Linked DNA regions of Mus musculus: regions 2 and 3 are each linked to region 1. The links are chromatin loops, found by intact Hi-C in ENCODE. Cell type or tissue: heart. All regions are shown on one strand. Links, peaks and the distances in the headings refer to the core of each region. The heading gives the core; the rest is flanking DNA.

Evidence for each region. Hi-C counts contacts between places; a loop is a spot of excess contacts. Peaks named below come from ENCODE experiments on the same cell type or tissue, not always from the same donor. Only the 100,000 strongest peaks of a DNase experiment are listed, where the experiment ranks them.
Region 2: a loop joins it to region 1, with 2.5 times the contacts of the local background. A loop is called at or near these places in 5 of 42 quality-filtered maps.
Region 3: a loop joins it to region 1, with 5 times the contacts of the local background. A loop is called at or near these places in 12 of 42 quality-filtered maps.

Annotation. Positions count from the first base shown.
Region 1 is chr12:71,307,123-71,318,077 of GRCm38, reverse strand. It overlaps Dact1 (dishevelled-binding antagonist of beta-catenin 1), which reads right to left and starts at 8,194. Exons shown (of 4, transcript NM_021532.4): 1 at 7,771-8,194; 2 at 5,260-5,392; 3 at 4,138-4,293; 4 at 1-907. The coding sequence starts at 8,094. It also overlaps a transcript of 2700049A03Rik not described here. In heart, for the core only: a CTCF peak has its summit at 6,324 (motif pointing left); DNase peaks (open chromatin) are centred at 6,307, 7,657 and 8,297; H3K4me3 peaks cover 2,667 bases; H3K27ac peaks cover 1,961 bases.
Region 2 is chr12:71,431,815-71,442,769 of GRCm38, reverse strand. No RefSeq gene overlaps it. Among named protein-coding and RNA genes, the nearest start is that of 1700083H02Rik, 53 kb to the right of the region's middle. In heart, for the core only: a CTCF peak has its summit at 4,375 (motif pointing right); a DNase peak (open chromatin) is centred at 4,349; H3K27ac peaks cover 611 bases.
Region 3 is chr12:71,191,766-71,202,720 of GRCm38, reverse strand. It overlaps 2700049A03Rik (RIKEN cDNA 2700049A03 gene), which reads right to left. Exons shown (of 30, transcript NM_001163378.1): 26 at 9,332-9,454; 27 at 8,255-8,429. Among named protein-coding and RNA genes, the nearest start is that of 2700049A03Rik, 60 kb to the right of the region's middle. In heart, for the core only: a CTCF peak has its summit at 4,858 (motif pointing left); no DNase peak of the experiment used is centred there.

The sequences.
Region 1 (10,955 bases), core at 3,397-8,396:
TGCTGCCCCGGAATGAACTGAGCTTTCACCAGATGCCCTTCCTCGAGGCTTTGAGATGAGCCCTCGCTTTTGAAGTCCAAGGCCGGCCTGTCCAGCGCGGGCACAGCCTGGAGGCTGTTCTTCTGCGACATCTTTTTCGGGAGCTGCAGGGCTTTGCTCTCTGCGGGGGCGACAGGGCCTCTGCCAGGACTTGTTTTAGGAGAAACAGCGGAGGCCTGATTGCTTTCCTTCATGGATTCCCCCAGCCCGGCTTGACACCTTGTGAGCTCTTGAGAGGCTGCCTTGGCGGCTTTGGGCACATGCTTGCTTTGGGGTTCCATGGCGGCGCCTGCCGAGCAGCTCTCCGGCAGAGCCAACCTCTTGCTTTCTAACTGGTCTGTCTTTGAGTCTTTGGACCTCTGCTTAGGAGGGGAGAATGGCCCGTTTTCCAAAGAGGTTATTCCCCCAGCGGGCAAACACATCTGTTTTGTATTCTTAAAGTTCACACTACTGCCCGGTGGGACGCCACTAGGGGCCCTGACACACACACTTCCATTCCTCAGAAGGCCCTTGGTAGGGTCAGCGTTCACACTGGTTCTAGGTTTATTGGTCCTTACAGGGTGTGTTTTCTTCTGCACGAGGCTCAAAATATACCCATCCATTTTCTTACTGGATGCAGGATGGGAAGCGGACCACAAACTGCTTGGAGATGGCAGGGAATTGTCTGTTTTGGTGGCGTTCAGTTCAGATCCAATGCAGATGTCGCTGGCATGGCTCCCAAGCCCCTCCTCTTCCCTCAGAGTGTTGCCCGTCAGACAAAGGAGAAACATTGGGCTCTGCACAGCCACAGCATGAAGTGGACTGGGGTAGCGATATACGTCATTCCCGTTTTTAGACACAAGATCACACTGGTATTTAGGATTCACATCTGCAATGACATCAAGGGAATTAAATTGTGGTGTGGAGGGGGAACTGCACACTGTCCCTGAGGCCTGGTCTTCACAGGGGCCGCCTTTACATTCCAACCATCCTATGAGATCTGAAAAACATGTAAAGATACACTGAAGAAATGAATCGGTAGAGCCACTTCGACTCTGGCCAGAGTTTACTAAGGTGAACTGGATGGAGACAGAATAGCAAAGGATCGAGAACTAGTCCACACTGGTTCCTCTGCAAGCTTACATGAAGCACATGGATGACTGAATGACAGCAAGCACTATTCAAGAATTTTGACCAAAAAAAAAAAAAAAATAGCCATTCATAATGCTCTGAAACTACTGAATAATGTAAGGGAACACTTCATGAAGCTTAGTGAAAATCATGATATCAATCAGGATAAAATTTTATGCAAACAAACTCTTGACATTAAGCACATCAAAATCCTAACGGTACCCTTCCAGTGTGATAAGTGATCTGTTTCCAATAACTGCACCTTAGAACTTTTTGTTTTCTTTTTCTGGTCTACTCTCCTTCCTCTGGTTTCTCTTTAAAATATTTAAGACACTTGCTGTGGCCATTTTTGTATTTTTTTAAAAACAAACAAAAAAAAATACAAAATGTAATCTATTTAAACATAACTATCCTTTGTGGGAAAAAAATCAACAAAACATATCAAGGCTTTTTTAAAGGAGTGCTCTTATTTTTAACTTTGCTTATGTGTTAGTGCACCTGAGTGCCGTGCCCACAGAGGTGAGAAGAGGACTAGATTCTCTGGAGCTAGAATTACAAGCCGTTGTAAGCCACCTAAGGTGGGTGTTCTACAAAAGCAGTGTGCGCTCTGAACCACCAAGCCTTCTCACCAGCCCCCAGATCATATTACAATAACAACTAATAAAATTTAACAGTCACCATATATCTTTAACAGTGACAGAAAAGACAATATTTTAATAGGGTAAGGAATTTTTAAAGTTTGAGCAGTTTTAAAGGATAAATTTGTTGGGGCTAGAGACAAGGCTCAGCAGTTAAGAGCACTTGCTACTCTCAGGGAGGACCTGGGTTCAGTTCTCAGCACCACACGGCTGCTCAAAGCCCTGACAGCCCTAGAGGATCCTCACGGCTGCTCAAAGCCCTGACAGCCCTAGAGGATCCTATGCCTCTTCTGGTCTGTGGACACTGTACACATGTGGTGAACTTACTCAACATTCATACACATAAAATTCTATTTTAAAAGAAGCTTCTTATATTTCAAAACTGTCCATGTCAAAATACAATGAAACAAGAGGGAGGGAGAGAGAGAGGGAGGGAGGGGGGAAGGGGGGAATGAGACCTCCCTAGCTAATGACATTTCCTACCATCCTCCCCAGTACCTTAAAACCCTGCTCTTTGCCTTAAAGTCATTGCCTATGAGCTGCCATTTATCTCCTGTCTCTACTTAGAGCAGACAAAACTGTCTCCCAAGTCCCAGCCCAACTGTCTCAGTTATATAAGGATGTGGCATTTGGAAGCACTAGGGGTCTGTCTTGGAGGAAAACCTGTTCAAAGTGCCTCTTAATGGGTTTATAAAGTTTCCCTCTGAAACCAGATCTTCGGAGTGATGGGGAGCAATTAACAATGAACTTGAGGCCCAGATACTAGACTGATACAAGATAACAGGGTTCTGTGCTCTCCCAAATGGTTGATTGCTGCTGACAACACACACTGTACAAACAGAAAGGCTTGACCAATTAGCAACCTCAGCTGCTCAGTGTGCTGTCTGCTTTGTTGGACTCAATCAGCCTTGTACTTGGATGAAAACCATGAACGTAGTAGCCCATCCTGCCGCCACCCCCAGCTCCAATCCTCTTGCTTTCTCTGCTGTTCTATGTTACCAAAATACAACAGGAATAAGGGAGTGCTCTTGAGTTCTGACTTTCAAGGACAACTCTCAAGTGGAAGCTTCTCACAATATCTGTGGTCACAGGACACTTTAAAACAAAACAAAACAAAACAAAACAAAACAAAACAGATGAGATGGCTGAACATAGCCATTTCTGAATTCCCTTGGAGTGGTGGCAGAACATAAGTTAGATCTGAGTTTGAATTCTGCTATGGCCCAACTATGTAACCTTAAATCATTTAAATAACCTCACTAGGCCTCGGGTTTTTTATATTTGATTTTATGTGTATGTGCCTGAGGGTGTGTATATATACCATGTGTGCAGGAACCTGCAAAGGTCAGATCCCTTGGACCAAGAGTTATAGATGGTTATACCGAGACCTGAGCCCAAGTTCTCTACAAAAGCAGTAAGTGCTTTTAACTGCTGAGCCATCTCTCCAGCCCCTCATTTTCTTTTCTTAACTGTACCCCAAATGTTAACAATTGTACCCTGAAAACCTGTTGGGAAAATTCAAAGAAGGTAAATATATACAGGTCATCATAAGTTCTTCCATACTTGCAATATCATGCCTGTCTTGGGCAATGGAGAATTATGACATACAGACTACGGGCAGTTTCATTATGTGGAGTATTCTGAGAAACGTGGAAGGGCCACCGCTCCCAAAGTGTCAGCAGTCCTTGGCTAGACTGATAGACATAAAAAGAGAGAGAGAGAGATAGCCAGGGGTACCCCAGAAACACAAAGAAGAAGGTAAAAATGGGGCTGTAGATGAATTGTATGTGTTTAATGCAGAGCCCTAGATTCAATCACCAACATCAGAAAGGGGTGAGAGGGGAAGGAGGGAGGGAGGGAGGGGAGATGTTAAACAGCAAAGAACCAGAGCTCTGTCTCTCTAATACAGGGACAATTCCCCCAAGAGTAAGGTGCCTTTCTAATTCCATAATGTAAAGCCAACTGTCACCAAAGAGCTGAGGAGTGTAGATGTTCCTCTAGATCAAAGTGTAGGCTCTGTGTGTAACTGTGGCACTGAGTACACGCAGCACACTGCCCAAATTATTTCCTATCAAAAGATAGCTGAAGCTACATAGCCATAAAGACCCCTAACCTCGGGGCTGGAGAGATGGCTCAGTGGTTAAGAGCGCCGACTGCTCTTCCAAAGGTTCTGAGTTCAAATCCCAGCAACCACATGGTGGCTCACAACCATCCGTAATGAAATCTGATGCTCTCTTCTGGAGTGTCTGAAGACAGCTACAGTGTACTTACATATAATATAATATATATAAAAAAAAAAAGACCCCTGACCTCTTCCAATTAGAGCTTCTGTCCATGCTAAAATCCTTACCTGCAGATTTGGGGCAACCGTCTGAGATGGTCAAGGCCGCCTCCAAGGGGCTGCAGAAGCAGGTGCTGGAATGGCAACTGGACAAACACTCACTGAACACGGAGTTGGAGGAGTTAGAGAGGGAGCCCGAAGCTCCATCACTCAGCTCATAAAACCCTACAAGGAAAAGGATGGCTGGAATTAGGATCCTATCAAGCAATAACACACAAGTATATTAAAAAGAGGCAGGCTGGAAAGATGGCTCAGCACTTAAGAGCACTGACTGCTCTTCCAGAGGTCCTGAGTTCAAATCCCAGCAACCACATGGCGGCTCACAACCATCTGTAATGGAATCCAATACATATGATAAATAAATCTTTTAAAAAATAATAATAATAAAATGACCAGAGGCTGACACATCAAAGAAGAGGAAAGCTCATTTTTGTTTCCAGTTATTTGTGTGTGCAGGAGGGGGGTGTATCACACAAATGGTAGATTTTTAAACAAAATTAAGTATATGGTTTTATTTCAAATATTTCTTAGAGAAGGTAAAAATCATGTAATGCTAGAGACAGTTCAAAGTTCCTTTCATCCTACTTTCTGTCCCATCTTTAAAGGTGTGAAAAAAAAAGGAACCCACATCTGCCAGACCCTCAACTTTACCAGGAATGTTTCAGAAGAAATAACTAATTTCTCTGGGTATGGCTGGGTATGGTGGCTCATGCCTATAATCCCAGCACTCAGAAGGCTGAAGCAGGAGGACGGGAGTGGACTCAAGGCCAGCCTGGGCTACAAAAACAAAAACCACTCAAGTAAATAGTAAGTATAAGAAAAAAGAAACTTAAGGAGCCAAATGGCTTAAAAGAAGGGGAAACTGCAGCCATCTCAGGAAGCTGAAGTGTGACTAATTTTCTAGACCAGATCTGATTTCTCAGGTTTCAAAGGAGGTCTGTTTGTGCTTTCAGAAATCTCAATGGAAGTCTGTAGTTTTAAAACTCAAGGATCACTGGGCAGCTCAACCCCATTATTGAAAATCTTATAGGGTTGAGTTTACTTCCCCCTCCAAGCAAATGAATGGCAGGCTACTGTTCAGTTGTTTTCACACTGGAAACAAACGCTAGATCCACTCGCTGGCTCCCTCACCTGAGCTAGGCCGGCTGTCTGTCTCCAGGTGCTCTTCAGATGTCTTCTCCACATCCAGTCTCAGGTCACTTATCTGCTTGTCAAGTTCTTGCAACTGATTCAACAAACCGGCATCTCTTCTCCTCAAACAATTCTGATTAGAGAGAAGCATGAAAATAAAATTAAATTAAATTATATTAAATTAAATTAAATAAATAAGCAAGCACATAGTGATAAAACCTGAAAGTCCCCCATGGAAGCCACTCCTCTGAGTGTCCCCAAGCCCTTTTAGATCAAAATGCTACTGCATAATCAGAAGGTGAGGCATGGCCTCTATCTTTAGATCTTTCTCAAATTTTTTTTGGTAATATAAACTTTGTTCATTAAAAATAATAACAGGGCTATAGCATGGCTCATGGGTAAAGATGCTTGCTGTCCAGGCCTGGTCATCTGAATTCAGTCCCCTGAACCCAGGACAGAAGGAGAGAAACAGCTCCTGGAATTGGTCCTCAGACCTCCACAAGAACGATGTGCCACACCGATGCACTCATTTGCATACACCAAACACACAATAAATTTTGGATATATATGTGGCTGAGTTGTAGTTCCTTGGTAGAGATCTTGGCTATTGTGCCTGTGTTCGATACCTGGTACTGCAAGGATGGAAAAGATTTGTTTTTAGCTTTCACTAATCTATACAAACTGACTTTTTATAGGTCTGGGCAAGGAATTTGCATAGACTTCGAATCATCTGGTGTGCAGCCAGTTTAAAGAAAGTCCTTCACAGTGGGCTCTTGAAGTCAAAGCAACAGATTTTCTACATTACACTCGAATCTTTCTTAGGTGAGGTTTTCTGGCCAAATGTCATGGCCTACAGAATTTTGTTTTCTATTAGTTGCTTAGTGGGGCTTAATCAGTCTTAAGGCCTTTGAAAGCGAGAAATTAATACTAATAGCCAGCGCCAAGTATAATGTGAGCTGGCAGAATCCAAAACCCTCCAGGGAAAGCCCGTCAAGATTTGAACTCAGCTTGGGTTTCCCAAGGTGACAGACTGGTTGTGCTAACTCACACTGCCATCTAGTGCTCCCCACTGCTGGAAAAGCAAAAGAACTCGAAAGGCATCTGGTTTAAATCAAGAATGCCAAGTCTACAAATGAAAATAGTACCATAAACATTGACTGGAGTGGAATTCTCCTGACACACTGCCTTGCTCCCCTGAAGCGGACAATAGGAATGCGCTGCTCTCTCGATCTTGAGATTCAGGAAGACAAAAAAAAAAAAAAAAAGGTGCTATTGTACAAGACAATACCGAAATGTAAACGACCAGTCACAACCAGAAAGAACTGGCTCAAATTCACGTACATACAATTCTGTTCTTCTACCAAAGAAACAGTAAAAATGCCAAAACAGAGCTATTGCACAAACCACAGCACACATCCTTACAAAATAGATACGTGGTCCTTGCTCACGACCTATGACTTCTGAAAGCTTAGAGACGTAAGCCATATGCTTGTGTGCCAAAAATTGAATTTCATCAGAAAAAAATGAATTAAATAAAAGCACTTTGATGCTCTGTAACTACACAAAAAATCTAGAAAACCGTAATACAAGAAAACACGTGACAACCCACAACATCACTTTCAGGGGGCCATTATATAGCTTAAGTAGTCTAATACAACACGCTGGGATAATAATCTTTTTGCTGTTTCCAAAACTACATTTTGAGGTCACTGAAACAAAGCTGCCGCCATTATTTTGAGGCAGCATCAAAAGCTGTTCTCAACACATGAAGGTCCAAAGTTCTTTTTCTTCCTTGCTAATGAAGACTGCACAGAACGACTGAGACAGTGACAGAAATCCAATAAGATAAATACTCCCAGCGAGCAGGTTCTCTCTTCTCCCACCTCCACCACCAAGCACAGCTGGCGGACCGGATAAAAGAGGAGGGGGCAGGGTCTCCGGCCAAATTGCCAGTATTTGCATCTAGTTTTAGCTGCCTTATACAAAGGACTTCTATTTAAAACTAAGCACCAGCCCAGGCAAAAGAGACTTGCAGGAGAGAAAGCACCGGGTAGGGCACGGCTCCCAGCAGGAGCTTCGCCGTAACCGTAAAACTCAATGTTGGACAGTTAGGCAAGCAACAAGCCTCTTCCTCGCTTTTGTGCGCACCCCCCCCCCTCCTTCCCGGGGAGGGATAACCAGGGAGACCATAAGGTGAAATGGCATTTTAAGTGGGGGTTGCAAACCTCGGAGGAAGGGGGCATGCAGTAGCCTAACTTTAAGGCTGGAACCAAGGGACTCCAAGAATTCCAAATGCAGGATAGATGAGCAGCCACCCCTCCCCGCAATCCGCCAGCTCCTCAGGTGACACAAAGCAGGCATCCGCCAGCAACGCGTGGAAGTCATGGGCAGCGGGCATCCGAGACACCACGGGCTCAGGGAAAATCGAGGTGGGGGTCACGTCGCGGCCAGGGATCCCACAGCCAGAGGCCATCAGCCCACCCTCCAGACAGGCCACCGGCCACCACCTACCAACTGCCTTCGCAGCAGCAAGATGTTCTCTTCCAGGAACTTCTCCTCCAGGCGGCTGCGCTGCGCCGCGTCTCCCCGCAGCTCCCCGGAGCGCGGCGCGACGGTCCCCACGGTCCCGGAGCAGCGCAGCGCACCGCGCACCAGCAGCTCTTGGCGTTGCCGCAGGTACCCCAGCTCCGCCAGCCCCGCCAGCGTGGCCTCCTGGCGCTCGCGGGTACGCTGCCGCTCCGTGTCCGCCTCGCCCCTCTCGCGCCAGCGCCCCTCGGCCTCCGCGCCCCGGCCGGGGCTCAGCGGCTCCGGCTCGCGCGCTGCGTCCGGCTTCATGACCCCCCGAGGCCCCGCCAGCCCGGGAGCAGCAGCACACGCTAGGGCCCCGGCCGCGAGCTCATGCCGCCCGCACTCGCATCCCGCGCTGCTCCCGTCTGCCGCCCCGCAGCTGATAACGCCCCGGCCACGCTACGTCACTCCCGGCCCCGACACCCCGCCTGCTCGCCCGCCCGCCCGCCGCCGCCTCCGCCGGCTCGCGGCGATCAGCTCCTGTCAGGCGCCGGGGCCGCCTGCGCCCCGCCCCGGCCCCGCCCCGGCTCCGCGCCCCCTTTTTCGGTCCTGCGGCACCGCGGTCCCCTCGGCGCCGATTGGCTCGGCTCCATCTCCGGCAGCGGTGGCGGGTGAGGGCCGAGCATCTTGTTACAGCCAGCCCCGAGGGCCGGTCCGCGGGCGCCGTGGCTTTGGGCTCCCGGGACAACTTTCTGAAACTTAACCCCTTCCTCACGTGTCCACGCTCCAAGTCCTCTCCCTTGGCTCTGGGTTTCTTCATCCCAAGCTAATGTCCACTCGGTACTCAGAACACCACTTCTGTAGACTTGGGTTTGGAGGTCGCCTTTGTTTTAAACTCTATTTTGTAACTGGAAGGAAAAAAAAAAAACAAGCAAGGACGTTGTTCTAAAACTCTTTTTGTTTGTTTCAGCTTTTAATCGGAGCTTTGCTGAAGAAGGCCTTTCAAGTCTTACAGAAGGATGCTGTTGTGAGGCCAGCGTTCGCATCAATTCCTATAAAAGCCCAGACTTTATGAGGGGTGGCGTGTGAGCACCTATTGTTTTGTTTTGTTTTGTTTTTTACCGTTCCTTAGCTTCTGTTCACTAGAGCCCTGACTCCGAATCCAGACTGTCTGAATCTGATTCCACGAATAGCAAGTTAAGTGCCCTCCTTGTGCCTCCGTTTACCCAATAGTAAAATGGAGCTAACAGACCAGTCTATTCTAAGAATTACAGTGGCAAACGACGTATAATACATATGCGGTGGTCCAGCACATAAATCTTTAAATAGTTATCTCTCTCCGGGAGGCAGAGGTGGCACATGCTTTTAGTCCCAGCACTTAGTAGGCAGAGGCAGGCAGATCTCAGGGTCGAGGACAGAGAGAGAGAGAACGATATTGTGCTCATGGGGTTTCTTCCCCGACCCCAGGGGAACTTATTTTAGAATTCCCCTAAAATACCATTCAGGATTTGACCTTGTGTCCTTGGGATGCCACTCAGTGGGTATTTCATTGGCTCGGGGATCTATCTGGAAACGCCATTAGCTGGCTTATGGGAGCTGCACCTCATGCCTTGAATCCTAGAACCTCAGAAATTAAATTTAGGGAGTCACAATTTGAGATCATTAAGACAAAGTGTTCTATGAAGGAACACATTTCAGGTCATGACTTCAGAATTTTACACCTTTGCCCAGCTGCTCACTTCAGCAAGGAATTCTCTCTCTTTTTACTCTCTATGTGGTCTAATCTTCCAAGATCAATTTGTTCATGCCCTATGCCCCATACCCGCCCCCCTGCCCCCACTGGTTAACTGCATGAGTGCCTGGTCTTTCTCACACACTATTGTCTGGTTCTCTTTCTGGGCACACACAATCTGTGTGCTTAGGTGTTCCTTGTGTATCTTCTCTCCAGCTACGTCATAAAAGCTCCCTGAAGGCAGGAACTGTTTTAATACCCTCATAGTACCGGTGCTCTCGCTAGGTGCAAGGCCTAGAAGCATGCCACTAATAATTACCAGAGGACACTCCGGAGGATGCAGGATAGTTAGAAATTGTTCTTCTATTAGCATACTTTTAAACGCAATAGTTCCCACTTAATCTCTACAACAAATAGAATTAAGTTGACCTTTATCAAGAAGACGCAAACAAAAGCAAGCACTTCCTTGCCTCACACTCACACCCGTTATCCCCCCCCCCAGCTACACAAGCACCCCCACCCCCTCACCCCCCACCCTGCCTCCTACCTCCCACAGACATAAAATGGAAGACAGCCTTGATTCGTAATTAGCATGATGTAAAAATGGAATCATATTCAGGTGTTCCCAGATGTACAAAGCTTACGGGACACACATTCTTTATGCCTACTGTGTGTCAAACACTACACAAGAGCTAAATTTGCTTCCTAGTTTCAGGAAGACAAATTTAGAATAATGTCCTGCCTTACATGACACAGGCCACTCTCCCAAGTCCTCTGCCATTGTTCCAATCTACTCATTTCTAAACAGACCTCTTGCTTTCCTAGTTCTGAATTAGGTTCCTTCTGGCTGGGTGGACCCTGTTATTGTGGCCTGTGCTATGTCACACATTGACAACTATATTTATATAGTCGAAGGGGTGGGAGAAGCTGAAACGTGTTTTTACACACTGCTAATAAATCTTGTTACAGCTGACAGACATGTCGCTGTGTCTCCAAACTTCTCCTCTACCTTCCCACCTCCCCCCAACACACACACACCCTGCCCTCCCCCGCCCCCAACCAAATGCCCCTTTAGGCTGGCCTGTTAGTCCAAAGCAAGCCATTTGTCATAGCAGCTTGTTCATCTCCGTGAGAAAGCATTCACAACAAGTTTAAATATTAAAACTAATGTATGCAAAGGGTTCCAAAATGGGGGGCGGGGGTTTATGCTTTCCAAAGTATCCATTACACATTAATAAGTAATGCCGTTCATTCAGATGCCAATTAAAACAAACTTCGGCTGTCAAATGAAGTTCGAAGCAAGGAGCTCAATGCTGTAATTGTTTTTCCAGGAAAATTCCCAATGTCATCAGATTAAGTGTGACTGGCCTGGTTGCCCCTGTTCTCTGCTAAACCCAACAGACAAATACTTTCTAGTTGAGTTTGCTGGATTTTCTTGATTCTTGAAGTCTGTGTT
Region 2 (10,955 bases), core at 1,997-6,996, 130 kb before region 1:
GTTGCTTAGATTCCTCCAGGTAGTTGGTGTCAAAGGTTCTGGTGGTCAAAGACCAGAGTTTCCTTTCAAGAGGCCACTTTTGCATCTGGATGAGAGGAACCAGGATAAGAAGTCATTATATCTGCAGGGAGCTCTAAACTAATCAGGCCATATCTCAGGACCAATTCAGGAATATACAGGAATGGGGAGGAAGGAAACCTCTAGCTTATAGACTCTATAGACTAAATCTGAGCCTAACACTCAGCACAATGGCACTTTACATCATTATTTAACCCCATTGTCTGTAATAATAATAATAATAAAAGGTGGGTGCACCAAAGTCATATGCATAGTCCCAGGTTCTGATATCGATCAATAAACATGCTCACTTTATGCTCATGATCACGTGCTGTGTTGATGATGACAAAACAAATTGAAAAGCTTCTTTTAGCTTAGACACACACTTTCTTCCTTCGGGGATGTCAACTGTCTTGAAGGGCAAAGTTGAACATATAAAGAAATTTTCTATCTTGACAAAACCAAACAAATAACTATTTTTAACATGAATGAAATTAATGAATTAATCCATTTCTATACTGTCATGATTTCTTTCCAATTTTAAATGGCTGTGTGAAGCATGGGCTACATATTCCACATATGTGATTTTGGAAGACAGACTCCTCCATGGATTCACTCATGTATAACTCATGCTATAGTATACAATTCAGATGTCTACTGAGATGTCCAAAGGGCTTTAGGTACCACAAGTTCAAAGCCTAGGTCTCCCAAAGTATTCTTATGACCCCTATGGTTATGTCTTCTTCCAGGAACAGTACACATCTACTGACTGGTAGTCCTTAGAGACTAGTGGCTAGCCTCTTACTTCAGTGAGGAAGGGCACTACAGGACAGTTTCACCTCCATAGAGACCCCTGACTCACTTCCCCTCTGCCTAGTTCTGAGTCCCTCTCTTCATGCTAGGTCCAGCATTCCCTGTATGTTTCCCAGGGAGATTTATCAGCTAACATCTAGAATATAGAGGAGGCTGAGCTACAGATAACCCAGAGACTGAAACACCAAAGCAATACCAACAGAGGCATGATACAGAGAAACACAGGGAGGGGAAAGGGACAACTCTTGATTTAGATGCTCCTGTGGGAGCACCAATGCTTGGCGTCATCCTGGAGGAACACTCTCAACTGATAGAGAAGATGGGTAGTGGATCAAACACTCTACATCAGGCAGACGTAACAGCCTTTGACAAGTCGAGAAGCTATGAGAGTCTGGCTTGTGTCTAGTCACACTGAACCAGTCAGAGTGGATGAAGCATGAGTAAGGAAGAGATAAGAGTTACAGTTGAAGCCAGGAAACAGGGTAGCATCATTATACATGGGAATGGGAATGATGCAGAACTTAAAAGTCTTCTAATCGCACTGCACGGGTCTCAATTCTGTGATTATATGAGTCCAACAGCTTACCAACTAAATGACTATATGCTTGCCCAGCCTCTCTAAACCTCCTTTCCTCATTTAAAAAGAAGCATACTTCTAAGAATGGCTTACTTCCTAGATATGGGCATGGAAACTGAATGAAGTCATAATGTGTTTAACCCAGAATCAGACTCTGAGAAAATTATTTTTAAATGTATGTGGTTGGTGAGATGACTCAGTAGGTAAGAGTGCTTGTTGCATAAGCAAGATAACCTGAATTCCAAAGCTGTTCTTGGCCACGTGTGCCTGACACCCTAACACTTTGAGTGGCAGGACAATCACTAGAGCTTGCTTGGTGCCAGCCTAGCTCCAGTTCAGCGAGAAACACTGTCTCAAGGGTGGAAGAGTGACAGAGTAGGACCTCCAGCATCTTTCTGTGGCCTTCATACACATGCATGCACAGGCATATAGATCTGCACACATATATGCATGTGCGTACATGCGCGCGCGCACACACACACACACACCACACATACATGCATACATAAACACACATATACACACCACATACACACAAATACACATATACACACATGTTTAACAATATGGGCCATTCATTCTAAGTAACAGAAGTTAATAGTCATAACTGCCATAACTTGGATCTGAGGTTTACCCCGTGCTAAAGGCACAGTCATTAGGGACAATAAGGAGAGGGTTTAGCAGTTCCAGGTTGTCCCATAATCCACGTGATGGATATCCAGGACCCAGCAGCAGGTAAGCACATCCTTCAAGCCTCTCCTTCTAGTTCCAATAGGGTAAGCACAGCACCGTCTCCCATGAACCTTTCATACTTTGGATGTTGGGGCCACTGGTATTATCCATAAGTTACACACATACCTAAGTACACTCTCCCGTGGAACAGTTCTGTCCAGTTACTTTGGCAACTCTGACCAGCTTAATGGTCTACATGCAACTCTTGTCCATGACAGAGCCAATCTGGCAGTGAGACCACACTAGATACTTTAAATGAAAGCACACACACACACACACACACACACACACACACACCACCACCACACCATGACCTGAACAAGAATATTTGTTAACACTCTGAAGGTGGATGTAGGTGGGCTTATGTGAGTTCATGGTCAGCTTAGTTTATATAGTGTTCTAGGCCAGCAAGGACTATAGAATGAGACTTTGTGTTTTAAAAAAAGAAAAGAGCCGGGCATGGTGGCACACGCCTTTGATCCCAGCACTCGGGAGGCAGAGGCAGGCAGATTTTTGAGTTCGAGGCCAGCCTGGTCTACAAAGTGAGTTCCAGGACAGCCAGGGCTATATGGAGAAACCCTGTCTCAAAAGCAAAACAAAACAAACAAACAAACAAAAAAACAAAACAAAAAAACGAAACGAAACAAAAAGAAAAGAAAAGAAAAGAGAGAGAGAGAGAGAGAGAGAGGAAGGAAGGAAGGAAGGACGGAAGGACGGAAGGAAGGCAGGCAGGCCACAATCTAAACATTTATCCTTATACCCACAGGTAAGTATAGATGTCACCCTTCAACAAAGAAACTTCTCTTTGCAAAGGATGAAGGACATTACAGAAAACAGAAACAGAACAAGAGGCAGAGAGCAGGTGATCATGTGGTACACAGCCCCTGTGGGTCCCCTCCCCTCTCCACAACACATCCTCTGCACCTAAGCCTCAGAGAACATCTTGAAAGAGGGAGCAGACAGATTTTAAGAGCCAGGGAACCATAAAGTCTGCTGGGAGACTGCATCTCCTAGAAATGCCAAACAAGCTGCGCCCATGAAGTTATTAATATGGATGCCTAAGCAAGATCTGAGTCCAGATGACCCCAATAGACATGCCAACATGGAAGGGGGAAAGCTCGGGCCCCAACCCTGGACAAGGACCACAGGCAACTAAGAAACGCTGAGATGAGGAGAAACGGTCTTCCCCAGGGGAGAGTCCCCTCCAGATCGGTTATCCAATACCATTTGGTCACCTGTAAAGTTATATACACACAAGAAACTTCAAACAGACTGATCAACTTATATTTATATATTTAGAAATCTATTTATATATATATAAGAAGAGCAATTTCAGAAGCAGAGACAATGAATCTGAGCGCTAGGAAAGGGGTTACTTGGAAAGGGTTGGAGGGAGGAGGGGGAAGGCAGACAATAATGTAACTGTTTTCATTTCAAAAAAATTGAAGAAAACAACAAGAAGAAGAAATACATGTTCTACTGACTGAAGCAGGTCGTTCCCAAAGAGACGATGAAATATGGCTAAATGCATCTACTCTAGAGGGCAGACGTCATCTGTAGTGGAGACATGCAGAACAGCAGCTGCCTGTAACGACTGAGAAGAATATTGGCGCACGCCTTTGATCCCAGCACTTGGGAGGCAGAGGCAGGCGGATTTCTGAGTTCAAGGCCAGCCTGGTCTACAAAGTGAGTTCCAGGACAGCCAGGGCTATACAGAGAAACCCTGTCTCGAAAAACACCAAGAAAGAAACCAATTATAGAAGCCTGTGGACGGTAGAATCTAGGTAGGGGATTCCCCCTGAACACTGCTGTTACATTTTCACAGGAAAAAAAAATGTTGAAAAACTTATTTTGGAAGAGTGTGGTTGTTGTCAAATGTAGAAATCAATCTCACAGCTGGCCTGAGGTAAATGACAATGCAGGGGTGGGGGGGGGTGAGGGATGGGAGAGGTGGAGGGGAAGGAGTTGGGAATATACCAACAGAAGACTTCCCTTTCTTGCGCAATCTAATATGTGTTTGCCCAAACAGAACACAAGCACTGAACACTTGGTGTTAGATTGGATGACTTCCTGTTGGCTTCCAAACTTAGACCTAGCAGACAGTCTATGTGCAACTAAAATAAATAAATCAGCCAGCAGTCAGCAGGCCTTTCCGGTGGTAAAGAGTAAGTGGCCTCCACATCAGCCCAGCAGGGGGCGGAGGGTGCCCCCCTTCTCCTGGTAGAGACAGCAATACCACTGAGAAAATAAACAAACGGAGCTACCCGGCTGGTGGGCCTGCTTGCCTAGTGCCTGCCTGGGCTAGGTGCCCCCTGCCCTGTGATCCCGCCATGTTTGTGGAGCCTAGGTTGATGTCTAGCAACAGGGTCTATTTTTCTATCCCAGGATGCAAGTGGCTGCAGCTGTCTGGAGTTGATTTATAGAAGGAAGCCACCACCCAGGAGACCCAGAAGGCTCTCTCAGCCCAGAATGACAGGCATGGGAACTCTGGGTTTGGGGAACAGTAAACCAGGCAGTGTGTGTTGCTACTCCATCATCCTGGGAAGACGACCCTCAGTGAGGCCCCTGGAGAGATTTAGATCCCATGCACCACACACATTTCCCATCCTTTATAGTTCTCCAGCTTGGGAGATGTTGTTTCTAGCCCTTCTCAAAGGAGGGTGTAGGGTGGAACTTGGAACAAAAACTGGGAGATATTTCTTTTGTTTGTTAGAGTACTTCAGCATTACCACCTTCGTGGGCTCTGGCCAAACATATACCTAAATGTAGCACTCCCTGAGTCGTTCAGGAGTAGTGGCCCTACAGTCCTTCCCCAATAGCTACTTCACACACTCCTGGCCCTGAAGAGTGTAAAGATGGTAGCAGCCACTTCAGGTTGCCAATAGGAAATTGAGAGCAGCCTGGTCAAAGGAGTTCTGTGGCTTCACAGAAAGCAGGCAAGCTTTCTGCCTCTTACTGTCGGCAGTGATTCCCCACCATTGGGTCTGAGCACTTACCGCGTCTTCCCTGGCTAGTTATTCTGCATCTACTAGAGACAAGCAGGGTTGAAACTTCATTGTCACAAGCTTAGTAAGGCTTCCATCAGGCAACCAAAAACCCAGTCATGAGGCTAGGACAAGCGGAAGGCAAGGCTTATGAAACCCTGGCCTGTGTGTGATATGTATTTCTTCAGAATTATCCTGAGTCATCAGCACCTCAGAAAATCAGAATGTGTGTGGGCAAGCATGTGCATGTACACTCACACGCATACACACACACATGCACACACACATACATATGCACATGCACACACATAGATGCACATGTATGCATGCACACACATGCACTCACCACACACACACACACACACACACACACACACACACACACACCACATGCACGCACACACATGTGCACACATGCCAGAAAAACTCAAAATTGAGTAACGGACCAAGCAAGCCTTCTGCTGTGTCTCTCCAATATAGACTCTTCACTCCACAGTTTATACCCACTTCTTAGCAGTCTTCCTACTTCCTAAATCACACCAGCAAGCCCACCCCAGCTCTCCACTGCACACTATTGCAAACTCAGCAACCCTACGCAGCTTGTCTGGAATATAAAGTGTGCCACTGCAACTCATAAGAAAAATGGGAAGAGGGCAACTTTGACTCTTTAGCTACAGAAGGAGTTCCTACCACAGATGAAAAGTAAAAATTCAGGTAATATGTGAGGCCACCACTAGACACGAAGCTTATCCTAATTGCCAATGAGTCACAATAAATATTCCAAGTTGATCCCTGCCTCCCCCCTCCCACCCCTGCCCCAACCCCAACTCTTCTTTAATCCCTACAGCCCCACCTACTGTCACTCACCTTGCAAGACACATCCAAGGCCAGCCCTGTCTGGGTCATGATCCTCAGGGGTTGAGTAACTTTTCTTGGCTTCCATGAATACCTATTCTAAAAAGACCACAGGCATCTTAGTCGTTAATCCTTTTCTATATAATTTATAACCTTAATATGAAATGTAATTACTTTTCCAATCCTGCAAGGCAAATATTTTTGATCACTTGACAGATAAAGAAACTGAGGCCAGAGGAGTAAAGTAATATATCCAGCGGCTGGTGATGTGGAGACTCCACCCCAGGTCTGTCTCCCCTGGACGGTTGCAGGGACCACACTGCCCGACTGGCTGGGGCTTGCCCCTGCCCCACTGCTTTCTAGAGAAGTCCTTTCCCTCTTGGCCATGGGGACCTGGGGCAGGCAGGAGATAAGACTGTCATCCCAGCCTACAAGAGACAGGAGGAGACTGCATGGCCCCATGGGCCAGCACACAGGGGAGTCTGTCAGCCTGCACCTTTCTCATGAGATAGCCTGGGAAAAGGCATTCCATCTCTTCAACATATCCAAAGCATTAAGTCCCAGCCGACCTCGGGATTACTCACACGGGCAGCCTTACGTCTCACCTGCCCCACAGATGTAGTTCTGTGGATCTTTTAATTGACCTAGATTCCAGCATATAAAAATGAGATTTCATATTAAAATCTCCATTTTTAGATTCTCTTGAAAAATAAGATTTGGAAAGACAGGGCTCACATTCCCAAATGGCCACAACTAAACTGATGTGACAGTCATGGTCTAAGCTAATGTCCCTGTTCTCCAGCTAGTCTGCCAGAGCTTCTACCACTCCAGCAGCATATCCCAGATAATCAAGTTCCACTCTTCTGCTGGTCCCAGCAACATATAACTTGGTAAAATATGTAGGTAGATACAGACATACAGACATACCCAATGCAGATATGCAGGTATACATACATATATACATGCATCAAGACACAGAGAGAAAGATAGACAGAGACAGAGACCGGCATTCATTCAACCACCATGTTGCTTCTTCTGCTGTTTGGTTTCAGACCCTGGGACAAGTTGCTGAGGTGCATATTTTACGAACCAAAGCAGACCTGGCCTCCAAATTCTCCCAGCATCCCTCACTCCCTACCTGGCATACCCTGACCCCAAACCCTGACTTTCCAGCCCTTCCCCCAGAGGCTCTTCCCTATAACCCAGCCATTTTGTGCTAGCGCTCTCTCTCTCTCTCTCTCTCTCTCTCTCTCTCTCTCTCTCTCTCTCCCTCTCCCTCTCTCCTCTCTTTCTTTCTCTCTCTTTCTCCATCTCCCCCCACTCCTCGTGCATGTTTTTATCTTTCTCTTTATTTCCTCTCTTCTCTTTCTCCCTTCCCTTGAGGAATTTCCTCACCTCCTTCCTTGTGGGGAGTGAACTCGCCAGCCCAACAGTATCTTCACACTAAGCCTGCATTAAATATAATTTAATTTGATTTGAACTGGCTCATTTCACTGGCAGAAGAGTAACTTATCATCTGCCAGCAAGGTGCAAAACTCCTGCACGGGAAGAGAGGGATGGACAAAGGTGGGTGTCTACTTCCCACAGGTCTGGTGAGACTTACCCATACACACATCACGCAGGGGTGGAACCAGGCCTGCCCAGTATACAGCATAGAATGAGAGGATGAAGAGATGCTCTTTCTGGCCCTCACAGGACAGTAGGTTAAAGGGGGGGCGGGGGGTTGGGGACACATGCACACCCAACACTGCTGCAGAGACAAACCCCACTGTGACGGTTCATCCCCATTGTTACCTGGCTAGATTTTGGGATCACTGAGGAAGCACACCTCTAGTGTGTCTGTGAGGGCGATTCCAGAAGGATTTCATTTCTGATGAAGAGCCAGGCGGTGGGTGGGTTGCAGCGTTCTGTGGGCTGGGATCCTAGGCTTAGAGAAAGCAAGCTGAGCACGAGCGCTCGCTTGCCTGCTTTCTCACTGTGGACTCCAGGTGACCTCGTACTCCTGTGGTCATGTCTTCCCCCACCCTCGATCTGCCAAAATAAGCTCTTGCTTTCTTAAGCTGCTCTTGCCAGGTACCCTGTCACAGACACAAGAAAGGTGACAAATATAGCTTCCTTGTCCCTAGGAACACAGAAGAAAAATATATGTAATATGTAGACCTGCATCGTATTTATTGTGTGGACATGTGCAGCAGAGGTCAGAGAGTAATCTGTGTAACCTCGTTCTGTCCTTCCACCATGTGGCTCCCAGGGGTTGAACTCAGGTCCCCAAGGTTGACAGCCAGCATTTTTGTCTGCTGAACCATCTGGCAGGCCCAGAAAATGTACTTTTATGTGGTGTGACAAAGGAATTCCAGAGAAGGAGCGGTTTGCTGCGCATTTAGAAACATTCTTGTCCCTCTTTGGCTACCCAGTTTGACCTGTTGCGATTGCTTTAACCCAGAAGAGAAGCCCAAAGTCTCAATAACGCATGCTTTGCAGATACACATGGCTATGTCAGAATGGACCAGCTGCCTGCACAGCAGACCCTGGCCAGAGATAGGTCAGAGTTAGTGCCCAGGCTATATGGTTTGGTTTGAGGGAAAGGAGCCATGGGTGGCAAGGGTGGGCAGCCAAGCATCATAGCTAGTGCGCGTAAGCCCGCTCCAGGGACACACTTAGCAAAATGGAATCAGGGCTGTGCACAAACCCCCAGTTTAGTACAGCAAAGCAAACAGACTTCCATCTGCCCAACCGGCAATTACCCTGTCTCACCCTGAGCCCCTTCATTCACTGACTGACAGGCTCCTCTAGTCGCCCTCTCACCCCAGCCTGCCTGGCTGCAGCTTTCTCTCCCAGGTCCTCACTCTCTCTGCAAAAGCTAGAAGAATATCAGCATGTTGAATCTCTAAGATCCCGACTCGACTCAAAGAACACACTGGGCTTTCCTGGGGCCTCCTGGTAGGAAGACACTACTTATCTCCATTAACCTCTGACCCAGCAAAGATGAAACAGCTCCCATCTGTGAGCCTGAGTACCCTCGCCTCTGACTCAAGCTAAACAGAATGTGGGGGTGGGGCATGGGACCCTACAGAGGCCCCAGATTTGATGTCTCCTCCCCAGAGAAAGCTTGCTCCTCCTTCTGGCTCACCCCAGAGCTGGTTATTAGAACACTCCTTGAGAACGTCCCCCTTCCTCTCCAGGTGGCCTCTGGGTTAAGATCTAAAGTGGGAGGAGGCAGTGTCCCCTAAGAAGATGGAGGGCCATAAACCCTCAAAGGCTGTCCATTTGATTTATGTGATAATAATGGGAATTGTTAAATCTCTAAAAGTGAAGCCCTTCACCTAAAATTCCAGCCTCCTGGGTCCCCCACACCTCCCTGACAGGGTCTTCCATGAGGCCAGACCTTGTCACCCACATCCCACACCACAGGAGCCAGACAGGCATTGCCTGTGATGTGACACGTGCTCATTCTCCAGATGAGGAAATGAGGACAGGTAGGTGACTTGCTCAGGGTCTCGTTGACAGCTGATCCATTCCCATGCATGGCCCCGATGAGAGCAGACCCCATGCAAAGCCTATGCAAATTTCCAAGATGGGGATACGTTTGCAGCATTACCCAAAATGCACAGATATCTAAGGAGATGCTGAGCAATGGTTGTCTAGAGTAACTTAAATCCATTTAAATGGAAAGAAACCAAGAGGGGTTGTGTGGATGTAGGTGGTGGTGGCGGCGGTGCAGCAGCGGCAGCAGTAGCAGTGGCTTACTGGTATTCTGGTCAATGTAGTTTGCCAATGGACACAGAATGAAGGCCAGCAGCCAGTTCCAGATGGTGAACAAAACTAGGAGATCATCAAAGATTTGTAGAGGATAATTTAGACAATGAGTGTGAGGGGCCCATGCAGAGTCCCTTCGTCAGAGATGGGAGCTGTTTCACCTTTGCTGGTATCTTATTTGTTTGTAGTCCTAATCCGAATGCCCAAGGCACCATAAGCGCCTAACCATGAGCGAATGGCTAGTTAGGTGCTTTGCTGGCTTTTAAAATCGGAAGCATCTCCCACTGTGCCAAAGTCAGGCCCCCCATACAGAGAATATAGAAGCAGGAAACTCTTCCCTTGCCTAGCACGTCAAAATCATCGGGGCATTTGTAAAGAGACTAGACACTAGGGAACACTTTGTTACCTCCCACCCATACTGGTAAGTGCTTTTTCATTTAGCGCAATAAGCTTGTGACGCCTGTATTATTGGACCCATTTCACAGATGAGAAACATGGGGCTCAGATAATTGTGCTGAAAGATGCAAAATCCTGGAGCAAGAAAGAACTTGAGGGCAGACAACTGGCTCCTTCGGGCCTACTTTTCTCCTACAGCGATTAGAAGACTCTGTGCTTCCTGCAGAAGATGCTCCAGTGCATCTCCCACTCTGGGTTTATCACAGGAAGATTGATGCTGTCTGAACGAGGAAGCTGAACTGTAACCCTCCAAAAATGAAAGGAGGCCGTTGTCTAAATATTCATGCTGCCAGAGAGAAGGACGGAGACCAGGGGCGTACCCTTCCCATAGGCTTCCTTTTAAATCAGAGATTCTCAACCTTCCTAATGCTGTAACCCTTTGATAGTTCCTCACGTTGTGGTGACCCCCAACTATAAAATTATATTTGATGCTACTTCATAACTGTAATTTTGCTACTGTTTTAAATCATGTAAACATCTGTGTTTTCCAATGGCCTTAGATGGACCCTTAGATGAAAGGGTCATGTGATAACCGCCCCCCCCCAACATTGAGAACCTCAAGTTTAAGCCCATAACACAGGAAAAAGCAGAACCCAGGGGCCTGTGAGCCTCATGCTCAGATTCTAGCCTCTATGTGAGAATTAACTGGCTCAACACATCCACCAGAGACAATAGTAAATGAAGACCTAGAAAACCTCAAGACGGGCGTTACCTTTTATTTGCAA
Region 3 (10,955 bases), core at 2,828-7,827, 110 kb after region 1:
TGACTTCATTTATGTCCTGAAGACTTGAGTGGGGTTCAATTTAAATGTAAAGGACTAATTTGTTTGGCACAGGAAATTCCAAGACAGGAGCACACTTGGCTGTGGCGCAGCAACTGTCCAACTGCTCCACTCTAGGACTATGTGAGGAAGAAAAGCAGCTAAGCAGAAAGAAAATGTGTACTTTTACAAGGAAAATAGCAGGAGCAAGTTAACCTTACAGGCAAGGCAGGTTTGAAGGCAGCTGCAACTGCTCAAGTGACTCGCACCATTAAGGAAGTCTGCTGCTGTGTTCTACACAACAGCAAAGGTGTCCTGAGGGCAAGGCTCCAGCCAGTGAAGGCTCCATTTCATAAAAAATGTCAATTCATTTGCAAGGGGAGCCCCTGACCTGAAACACACTGCTACCGAAGCAGCTCCCTGTTCTCTGAACCGGAAGGGTTTCTCCAGGCTCAGCAGACAGAAGCAGAAGCTGATGTGGCTGTGGTCTGAGGGGTCAGGCTCCATCTCAAGCTGGCAACAGAACTTGGCATCACCATCACTGGCTTTGCCGGCATGAGAAGCAGACTAAGGGGATCATGGAGGGCTGACTACCATGTCAGAAAGCCCCGAGGCAAAGCAATGCAGAGCAGGACCGGAGGTCCTGAGAGGCCATTGCAGGAAACTACAAAAGAAAGACCTAATTTACAATGGAGAACCCAGGATGTTAGAAATACCAGAACCAAGGAACAGCTGCCAAGGACAACTCCAGACACGGAGTAGAGTTGACACAAGATAAGGATATGTATGCGGTAGTGACAGAGATGGAGGGATGAAGAAGGGGCTACTTAAGTCCTTTGGGGCCCAGAGATTGCATCACAGGTCCCAGAGCTGAACACAGAGTTGCAGGATTTGATACATTCTCTGCTGAGTTTTAGTCTCGCTTTGGTCTGATTTCCTCTAATTGTCCCAATTATTCCCTTCTGGACTTTTAAACAATGTTGTAATGATTAAAAATGATGGAGATTTTTTTGGATTAAATGAATTTTTTATTATAAAATGGTCATGAGTCTATGGGGGAAAAGGGTGGAAAGTTATGGCTTAAAAGTAATTGGACTGGATGCCAAATTAGTAAGATTTAGAGTTGTAATGGTTAACATCATCAGCCTGACAGGATCTTGAATTTCCTAGAAAACGAGCCTCTGGGCATGCTGTGAGGAATTATCTACATTAGGTTAACGGAGGCGGGAAGACCACCTTAGGCATTCCATGGGCAGGGTCCTAGGCTGAATTAAAAGAAGAAAGCAAGTGGAGCATCGGCGGCCATCATCCAGCTCCTCCCACTCCTCCCGCCACGCCTTCCCTGCAGTGATGAACCCATTCTTCACTAGGTTGCTTTGGTAAGATATTTATCACAGCAACAAGACGAGTAACTAAGACACAGAGCAATGACTCGAACGGGGGACCCAGAAATCAACCTGCACAACTACACCCACTAATCTTTAACGAAACACAATCATTAGGAAAAGGAGGGCTGGTGAGATGGCTCAGCGGTTAAGAGCAGCAAACGCTCTTCCAAAGGTCCTGAGTTCACATCCCAGCAACCACATGGTGGCTCACAACCATCTGTAATGAGATCTGACGCCCTCCTTCTAAAGTGTCTCAAGACAGCTACAGTGTACTTACATATAATAAATAAATAAATCTCTAAAAAAAAAAAAAAAAAAGAAAGAGGACAGCCTCTTTAACAGAGTGTTAGAAAAACTGGGTATCTACATGTGAAAAGGTATGGGTATCGATAGTTCTTGCCCTGCACAGAAATCAAGTGGATGAAACACCTCCACAGTTATAAGGCCTAAAACTCTCAAACTGCTAGAGGTCCTTAAGATACAGTCACAGGCATGGGCTTTGTGAAAAGAACTCCTATGGTAACATAGGAAATTATTCTAAGAATAAGCAAATGAGAGTACAAGAAATCAAGCAGTTCCTACCCAATGGAGAAACTACCAACAGAGGGAGGAGGCAGCTTACAGAAGGAGAAAAATGTGTATCTTTGTGAGCTACATGTCAGACAAGAGATTACTATCCAAAATATAAAGAACTGCACAAACAAAACACTTAAAAAAAAAAAAAAAAAAACCTAACTGGGGCTGAAGAGATGGCTCAGCAGTTAGGAGCACTTGCTGCTCTTACAGAGAACCTAAGTTCAACTCCCAGGTCCCAGCTCGCCACCGTCTGTAACTCCAATTCCAGGCTATCTGACACCGTCACAGACATACATACAGGTAAAACACCAATGCACGTAAAACAAGAAGAAACAAAGTATTTTTAAAAGTGAATTATCCCAACAATAATGGAGTAATGAACTGAATAAACTTCTTAGAGAGAACACGGGCTGGGGACACAGGGACCATGCTCACTGTGCAGACAGGAGGCTCTGTGTTCAGATCGTTAGCCGCCATGTAAAATCCAGGCGCATTGCTGTGCCTGTACCCTCAGTGCTGGGAAGACAGAGGCAAGTAGATCCCAAAGGCTTACTGGACAGGCAGTCAAATCAATTGGCAGTCTCCACGTTTAGTAAGAGAAACTAATTCAGAAAGCAAGGGGAAGCATTGTAAAGGAAGCTGTCAGTACTGACCTCAGGTTTCCACACCCATGCACAGGCTTACACACACACACACACACACACACACACACACACAGAGACAACAATTTCTAAACAGAACTACAAATGTCAATAAATATTCAAAAAAGTATTTAATATTCCCAGCCATTAGGGAAATGCAAATGAAAACTGCTTGAGATTCCATTTTACCCCAATCAGCATAGTTATTATCAGAAATAAAGGCAAATGCTAAAAAATGTGAAGAAAGAAAAATGCGTATTCACTGTTGGTGGGATATAAACTGGTATTGCCTTCATGGAAGTCAGTGTGGAGGTTCCTCAAAAGCTAAAGACAAAATCACCACAGGACCCACTTAGAGCACAGAGGACTTGTAAGTCAACATACCACAGGATGCACATGGTTACTGATGGACTATTTACAAGCTAAAGAAATGGAAACAGACCAAAACGTCTATCAAAAGATGAATACAGAAAATATACATTAACATCACAGAATTGTATTCAACTGTAAAGAAAAAAGAAATAATGACATTTGTAAGAAAATGGATGGAACTTGAAATCATCGCGTTAAGCAAAGTAAGCTAGACAGACTCAGAAAGACAAATATCCCAGTCTACCTCTGTATAAGTTGTTAATGTAGAAGGGGACCATGAGAAAGGAGGAGACCATCTTACAGGAGTAGGGACAAGTGAAAGGGTTATGGGATGCATAGGACTCAAAAGAAAAAGGAGACTGGCAAGAAGGAAGGACACTGGTGAGAGCTGAGAAGGAAGGATAGCAAAAGGTGGGCAGGTGGAAAAGAATGAATAAGAATACCATATAATCACACACACACACACACACGTGGACGCACAGGCAAATACTGAAATGAAACCCACTACTACTTGCATACTAAACTTAAAAATTAATTTAAAAAATGAAAAATAGGAAGTTTAGACATAAGTTACTTGAACAAAGAAAGACACACAGAGTTAGAATTAAAATACATTTCAGGAGTTTAAAAAACCCAAACTCTCAACCACTCAGCTATTGCCTCTTCCAAATATAGTCACATACACATCTAAGTGTGTATGTATACACACATGCACATACACAACCAATATTGTGCCATATTACTTCATTGTTATGGTTAAGACAATACAGTGAGCCTGCTGTTGAGAACTCAGAGGCTAGAGGGGCTACTCAGTGGTCAAGCTCAAGCGCAGGATGCAGGGTTAGTGTCAGCACCACATCAGGAAGCTCACAACTGCCTGTAACTCCAGCTCCAGAGGCCCTAACTCTTCTAGCCTCCATGTACACACACATTCACATGTGTGTTGTGTGTGTGTATACATACATGCATATATATGTAAATGTATATTTAAAGATTAAATCTCAAATATTAAAATTTAGTCAAAAAAAGATATAATAAAACCTGATTCTTTGCAAACTAGTAAAAAGTATTAAATAAATAAAAACACTTATTTTGCAGACTAGTCATTATCTAAAACCTGTCTTTATAAACTTCCAATTAAGGAATCTTTTGATGTTATGATTTATTAAAAATGTTTTCTAGAATAATTTGTACATTATACTGGGTGATGGCAAGTATAAAGTCTATATCATATTACTTTTCAATTCTGTATACTCAAGAATACTGTATATTCAGAACAGTCTGATAAATCATACTGAAAGGTCACTGAGACAGTTTAGTGGCTGGCAATCCTGACGACTTAAGTTCAATTTCTAAGACCCACACAGGAGACTCAAGCTCTGGAAGTCATTATCTAAGTGTGCATGCACACACAGACATGCACACATGCACTCACAAATAGATAATAAAATATTTTAATCAGAGCAAAAAGTATTAAGTTACACACAATCCATCTTATTCTCAAATATGGTTACCTTTTTAAGATAATTACCAGTTTCAAAAAGAAATAATAGTTATCAATGATTATCAATAATAGTTATCAATTTCTGAGTTCGAGGCCAGCCTGGCCTATAGAGTGAGTTCCAGGACAGCCAGGGCTATACAGAGAAACCCTGTCTCAAAAAAACAGAAAAAAAAAAAAAAAGTTTACTCTTACACCAGCTTGAATAAATGACACTTTAGGACATTTGAAATTAGACATTAGAGCACAATGATTCCACACAAAAATAATTACTACATCACAAGCGATCTGGGTACCACCTGAGACATAAGAAATGCTGGACAGGCGGTAAGAGCCAAGACTTAACTCCTAGTGTCTCTCAGGTGCTCTATGAGAGCCCTCTAGTGTCTGTTGGGTTCTTGCACTTTCCCAGTCAGCTGTGTTGCATTTTATGTTGTATAAAAACTAATCTGAAAGTATGTAGCAAGTGTAATACTCTTACCATATGCACAAAATGAGAAAAACAGCAATTTTATGTGTATTATACTGAAAACTTCAGTCCTGAATTTCTTTCAATTCTGAACAATCTAACGCTCTCGCTGAGCATGAAGCCAACACTAAATATTCCACAATGCTCTAATGTCTAATTTCAAATGTCCTAAAGTGTCATTTATTCAAGCTGGTGTAAGAATAAACTTTTTTTTTTCTGTTTTTTTGAGACAGGGTTTCTCTGTATAGCCCTGGCTGTCCTGGAACTCACTCTATAGACCAGGCTGGCCTCGAACTCAGAAATTAGCTTGCCTCTGCCTCCCAAGTGCTGGGATTAAAGGTATGTGCCACCATGCCCGGCAAGAGTAAACTTTTTTGTATTGTTGAAATTTATCTTTTGATTTTGGAATAAATTCTTAAATAAATACGGTAATATTTTATATCATTTTAACGCTCCTACTTCGGAGTCGTGGGTCTTTTGGCTTTGTTTGGTTTTGGTTTTTTGCTAGTGACACTACTTGTTGCCTACTTTATATTTATATTATAGTAATGACTATGAACAAGAAACAAGTTGAAGCAATTTTCTTATTCCAGTTCAAATAGACAATGAAAAAGTACAGACAACTAACAACATTACCAACTCATCTGGCCCTGAAAGTGCTAATGAACACACAAGGCAGAGGTGTGTGGAGACGCTCTGCAAAAGAGATGAAGGCCTTGACAACGAGGTGTGCAGTGGCCCAGTCATCAAACCTGGTGACAATCGTTCATTACTGAAGCGATGCTCTTATGACTACACTAATGTTGCCAAGAATTCAGTGTGGATCACTGATGGCCGCTAGACACTTGAATTAAGTTGGAAAAGTAGAAAAGTTGGGTGAGGACCTCATGAGATGACTAAAAAATAATTTATAAGTCATACCTTTGAACTTCCACCCTGTTATTCTATGCAGCGATAACCAAACATTATTTGATTGGACTGCAACATGGAGCAAAAAGTGGTTCGTATCTGACAACCATCAGTGACCAACTCAGAGGTTGGACTAAAAAGCTCCAAAACACTTCCCAAAGCTAAACTTGCATGGAAAGAAAAATCCTGGCTCCTGCCCGTGGCCAATCCATCCAGCCACGGAATCTTCCTGAACCCCAGGAAACCATGGCATCTGAGGAGCACTCAGCACACTGGGATGCTTGAGACACTCGCACACTGGGATGCTTGAGACGCTCAGCACACTGGGATGCTTGAGACACTCGCACACTGGGATGCTTGAGACACTCAGCACACTGGGATGCTTAGACAGCCCTGGCCAGCGAGGCCCAACTCTCTGTCAGCGTCTTCTCCACAACCACAGCCAACTACTTACTATAGGGACGACCCTTGAGTACTTTGTGTCAATAAAAACCTGATGGCCTATTAACAAAAAGCAGGATGTAGAAGGTGAAAGTTTCAGTAGACAGATTAAAACTCTGGTAGATAGAGGCAGGAGATTTGCCACCCAGATTCTGAGGAAGTTAGGCGTATGAAACTGAGGGGACTCGAAAAAAACAAAAAGAATAAAGAAAGAAACTGAGGGGAGGTAACCAGCCTTGTGGCAAACAGAAGAGTTTGCATAGGTGAAATAAGTTATGAGGCAGTCAGGGAACAAGTGTAGCAAAGGCCATCGCATTGTTAGTAAGCAGCCTCTAAGTGGACACTTGGGATTTAGGCACAGGCGGGAAAGCTCGGGGTTACTCAGCGCCCTGCGCAGCCAGTGCTTCAAAAGGTGAACGGACAGGGCCAAAGAAATTAGTACCAAGCTGTTGCCTGATACACCAGCTTCACTTATCTCACCAACCAACTGCTGCCTCTTTAAGCTTTTGCAGAACTTTTAGCAGGATGAGTATTTCCACAACCAGCAGAATGCAGAAAATACTTTTCAGGAATTTGTCAAGCTGCAAAGCATAGAGTTTTATGTTATAGAAATAAGCAAGTCAATTTCTTGTAGAAAAAAGCATGTTGATTATAATAGTTTCTATCTGATAAAGATGTGTTAGAGTTTAGTTACAGTGATTTAAATTTTATTGTCTAAAACCACAATTGATTTTGCACCAACCTAATACAGAATGCATTAATGAGTCTGGGAAAGTCAGAACCCACCTAACTGGCCAATTTCCATTTGCAAAGTTACCTACTCACAGAAACATAATTCTAATGAAAACTCACTGTTCACAGAAACTTTATGGTCTTTTTGTGGCTCTTAGCAATGCAGTGAAAAACCATCACCCACCATAAAATTCCCCACTCTGCCTTTTTACATTAGCTATAAGAGATGACCTTTGAACAGTGAAGTTAATGCCAAGTTTTCCACATTTTTGTGTTCATTCACTCTCCTTTATACTTTCCTTCCTCCCCACTTACGTATGTGCAAGACACAGAGACAGACAGACAGAAAGACAGACAGACCTAAGTACAGACACGCACATTTGTGCTTTGGGAACTTAGAATGATACCTAAATCATTTCAAAAGAAAATTACTGCCCAGTGTTCCTGAGCACAAGAAGACTCTGACACGCCTGGGGAGGACTATGTGTTATATACACTTCTTTGGGAATGAATTATAGTGTTTTGGCTGTGATTTCAGTGTTGGTGAATCAATCACAGAAACTAAATACAATGTCTTTAAACAGAAACACACATAAAGCCAGGTTAAATACCGATCATGTGACAACGTTCCAAGAGGCTTCCTGGAACCCAATCCTGTATTTCTCCTAAGAGTTCAGTGTTTCCTAATATATACGTGCTTAACTTATAGGCTACACTACCACAGACAATGAGAATTAACTCTATGCTAGTAATCGCCAAAGTGCTACAACAGAAATTGCAGTTACTCTTAAAGATAGCCCAAACACACTAAACACTACATCTGAGAAATCACACTCTATAGAGAACACATTTCTAGAGTGGTATGATCTCATTGAACTCTGTCTTAAACATGGCTATTGGTTCTGAGAGGTTATATTTTTCTAGTATACATTAAAATAGTACATCTATATTATAAATTTTTAAGTATGTATATTACAAAAATTGTCTCATATCCCTCCCAATGTGCCCATACGAATGAAGACACACAAAACATATTCAGGAGAAAGTGTTGTATATCATAGAAAAGATATAATAAAATCTTCAAGCCTTCATCTATTCATACAAAGAACACATCGCTGGATTGTAATGTAAAGTACACTACAGCAACAGCCTGGGAAGAATGTAAGAGACTGCAATAGGATTAAAGTAGTATTTTTTAGAAACACCAAGAAGAACTAGTTGTGTGTACCTGAGGCCATGTCAGACTGCTGCAATACCAGCCGAGGGTCTGCGTGCTGATAGGAGGGCTCTGCAGGAGAAGTGGGCGGCAGCATTTGGCCGGACGGTCCTGCTGAGATGTCCTCTGCTGCTTTCAGCACGAGCCTCTGTCCTTCACTAAGCTCACCCACGCTGTTATCCAAGTCCTTCAGTAATAAGAAAAACCATTAGGCCCATTATAGTAAATCATCCAAAGCAGGAACTCTCTTGTAAATATGATGATTCATAACACACAAGTGCTTATAATGTCACATTTCAGGTACACAAATAATAAGTCTAAAAAGTTAGGTTAGGGCCCAGCAAGACAGCTTAGCAAGTAAGGGCTACCATCTGTGACATCTGCTAAGGAATTCAATCCCTGGAACCCGAATGGTAGGGAAGAACCTACTACCCCAAGTCAGCCTTGACCTCTACATCTGGGTGTGCACTTGCTCCCACACACAGTAAGTAAGTACATGGAAACCTTTTCTGAAAACAAGTTTAAAAAGGCATTTGGTATTGTATGTGTATTCATATGTATGTGGGTGTGGGCTGGAACCGAACACACACACACACACACACACACACACATATACACACACACACATACACACACACACATACATACACACACACACATACACACACACACACACATACACACACACATACATACACACACATACATACATACACACACACATACACACACACACACATACATACACACACACATACACACACACACATACACACACACACATACATACACACACATACACACACACACACATACATACACACACACACACACACACACAAAATAATTGTATCTTTAAAGCTTCATATTTTTTTGTTGTGTTTTTAAATTGTAACATAAAAGTTTGGAGGAGATTGTCGAAATTTTTCTCAGTTACAAAGCTCAGTTCAATCTAGGTTAAAAGGACCATGACTCTGATTATAGAGTATCTTAAACACTGTCTTATCAAAATTAAAAGTTGGATATTTAATATTTTTCCTGTATTTATATCTAGCCCTCCCCCCAAAAATCTTTATGGTTGAAAAGTACCTCCTCTTGCTGTGAAACTAATAACTCCCGTTGTTGCTTAGTAAGAAGGGCAACGATGGCATCTTCATGACGCTTTTTGTGGGGCCTCCTAATCACCTGCCCTTCACTGGGAGGGTCATCTTCCTAGAGCAGACACAAAGACAACATCAAAAACGGCTATCATACAACTCCACTTTCTCAACTCTGACTGATGAAACTTTAGGAAGAAATGATACCAGAAGATGAGCTCACTATTGTCATGTAGCTCTCATTGCCATTTGACTATAATAAAAACATTTCACAGCTGCCTCAAATATATACAAACACTACAAAGCAATTTAAGTGCAAATGTATGACAGATCTTCTGTCTCACACAACTAAACTAGTGCTTTCATGACGTTCTGATGGCTTGAGTGTAGGGCTCACATGACATCCTGCTTCCCGTTTATGTAGTGCATATCAGGACGAGGTGTGGCAAACCAGCAGTCAAGCACAGGGGAAATGCTGCAACCTGGGCCACAGACAACAAAAAGCTTCAGAAACACGAGAGTCTCCACAGCCCCTCAGTGCTCTTCCTCCTCTGGGCGGACATCCGGCAGTCTAAACTAGGGGAGGCACAGAAAGCCTCATTTACGCAACACTTTCCCTAGGCTTCACTGTGCCTCAAAACACCTGTCTGAAAAACATGAGATGCTGTGAGCCTCCGCATCAGACAAAATGAATTTCCTTCTTAATACAAGAATGAATATGATTTAAAATTCATTAAAACAACAATTTCTTGCCTTTTGGCTATAAGATAAAGTATAGCAAATTATTTAAATTATTTTTGGATATTCTGTTTTAATGAAATACAGTTTATTAACTCTGGCTACACCTCCTAGCTGTGTAGGGTTAACGTACCTAACAGCACATGGTTTCAGTTAACTCTGGGCTTTCCTAGATTATATTTTTCATTTGCATTTACTATAAACTTATATACAGTAACAAAATTACAATTAGAAATATTCTCAAATGTAGAAAAAGAAAGGTTATAATTTTGTCTGGGTTCAGTTGATCAATTTACTTTAATACCAGATAAAGTTCTAAGAATAAATAACAATCCCATAGTGGTGTATTAAGTAAGCCAAACATACATGTAATTCTCTGAAAGTAAGATTACTATAATTATGTCTTCTCACATATTATTTTGCAACAGTGACTGTAATACAGGAGACTCAAATAATTACTTAACAAGTCATTGTTAGAAAATAACTGTTCAAACAAAATCTTCTCAGGAGACTTGTTTTTCTTTTTTTCTTTTTAAAAAAAAGACTTCCTGAAGCATTTTCCTACTCCTTTGTGAAACACTGCTTTGAGAGAAACAGCAAAGTGAACAATGCTTAGCAATGAATGGAATGCGCAGCAGAGCATAATCACCTTTGTTAAGTTACTTGGAAACATTTCAAAATGTGAAAAATTTCATCCCTTAACAGTTGTAAAAGAAAATTAATATGTGTGTATGACAGCTGTATCCATGTAAATAAAATCTCTAACATGATATCATCAATGCCTTTTTCTCATCTATGTGTGTATGATAGCTGTATCCATGTAAATAAAATCTCTAACATGGTATCATCAATGCCTTTTTCTCATCTGTGGCTCGAGT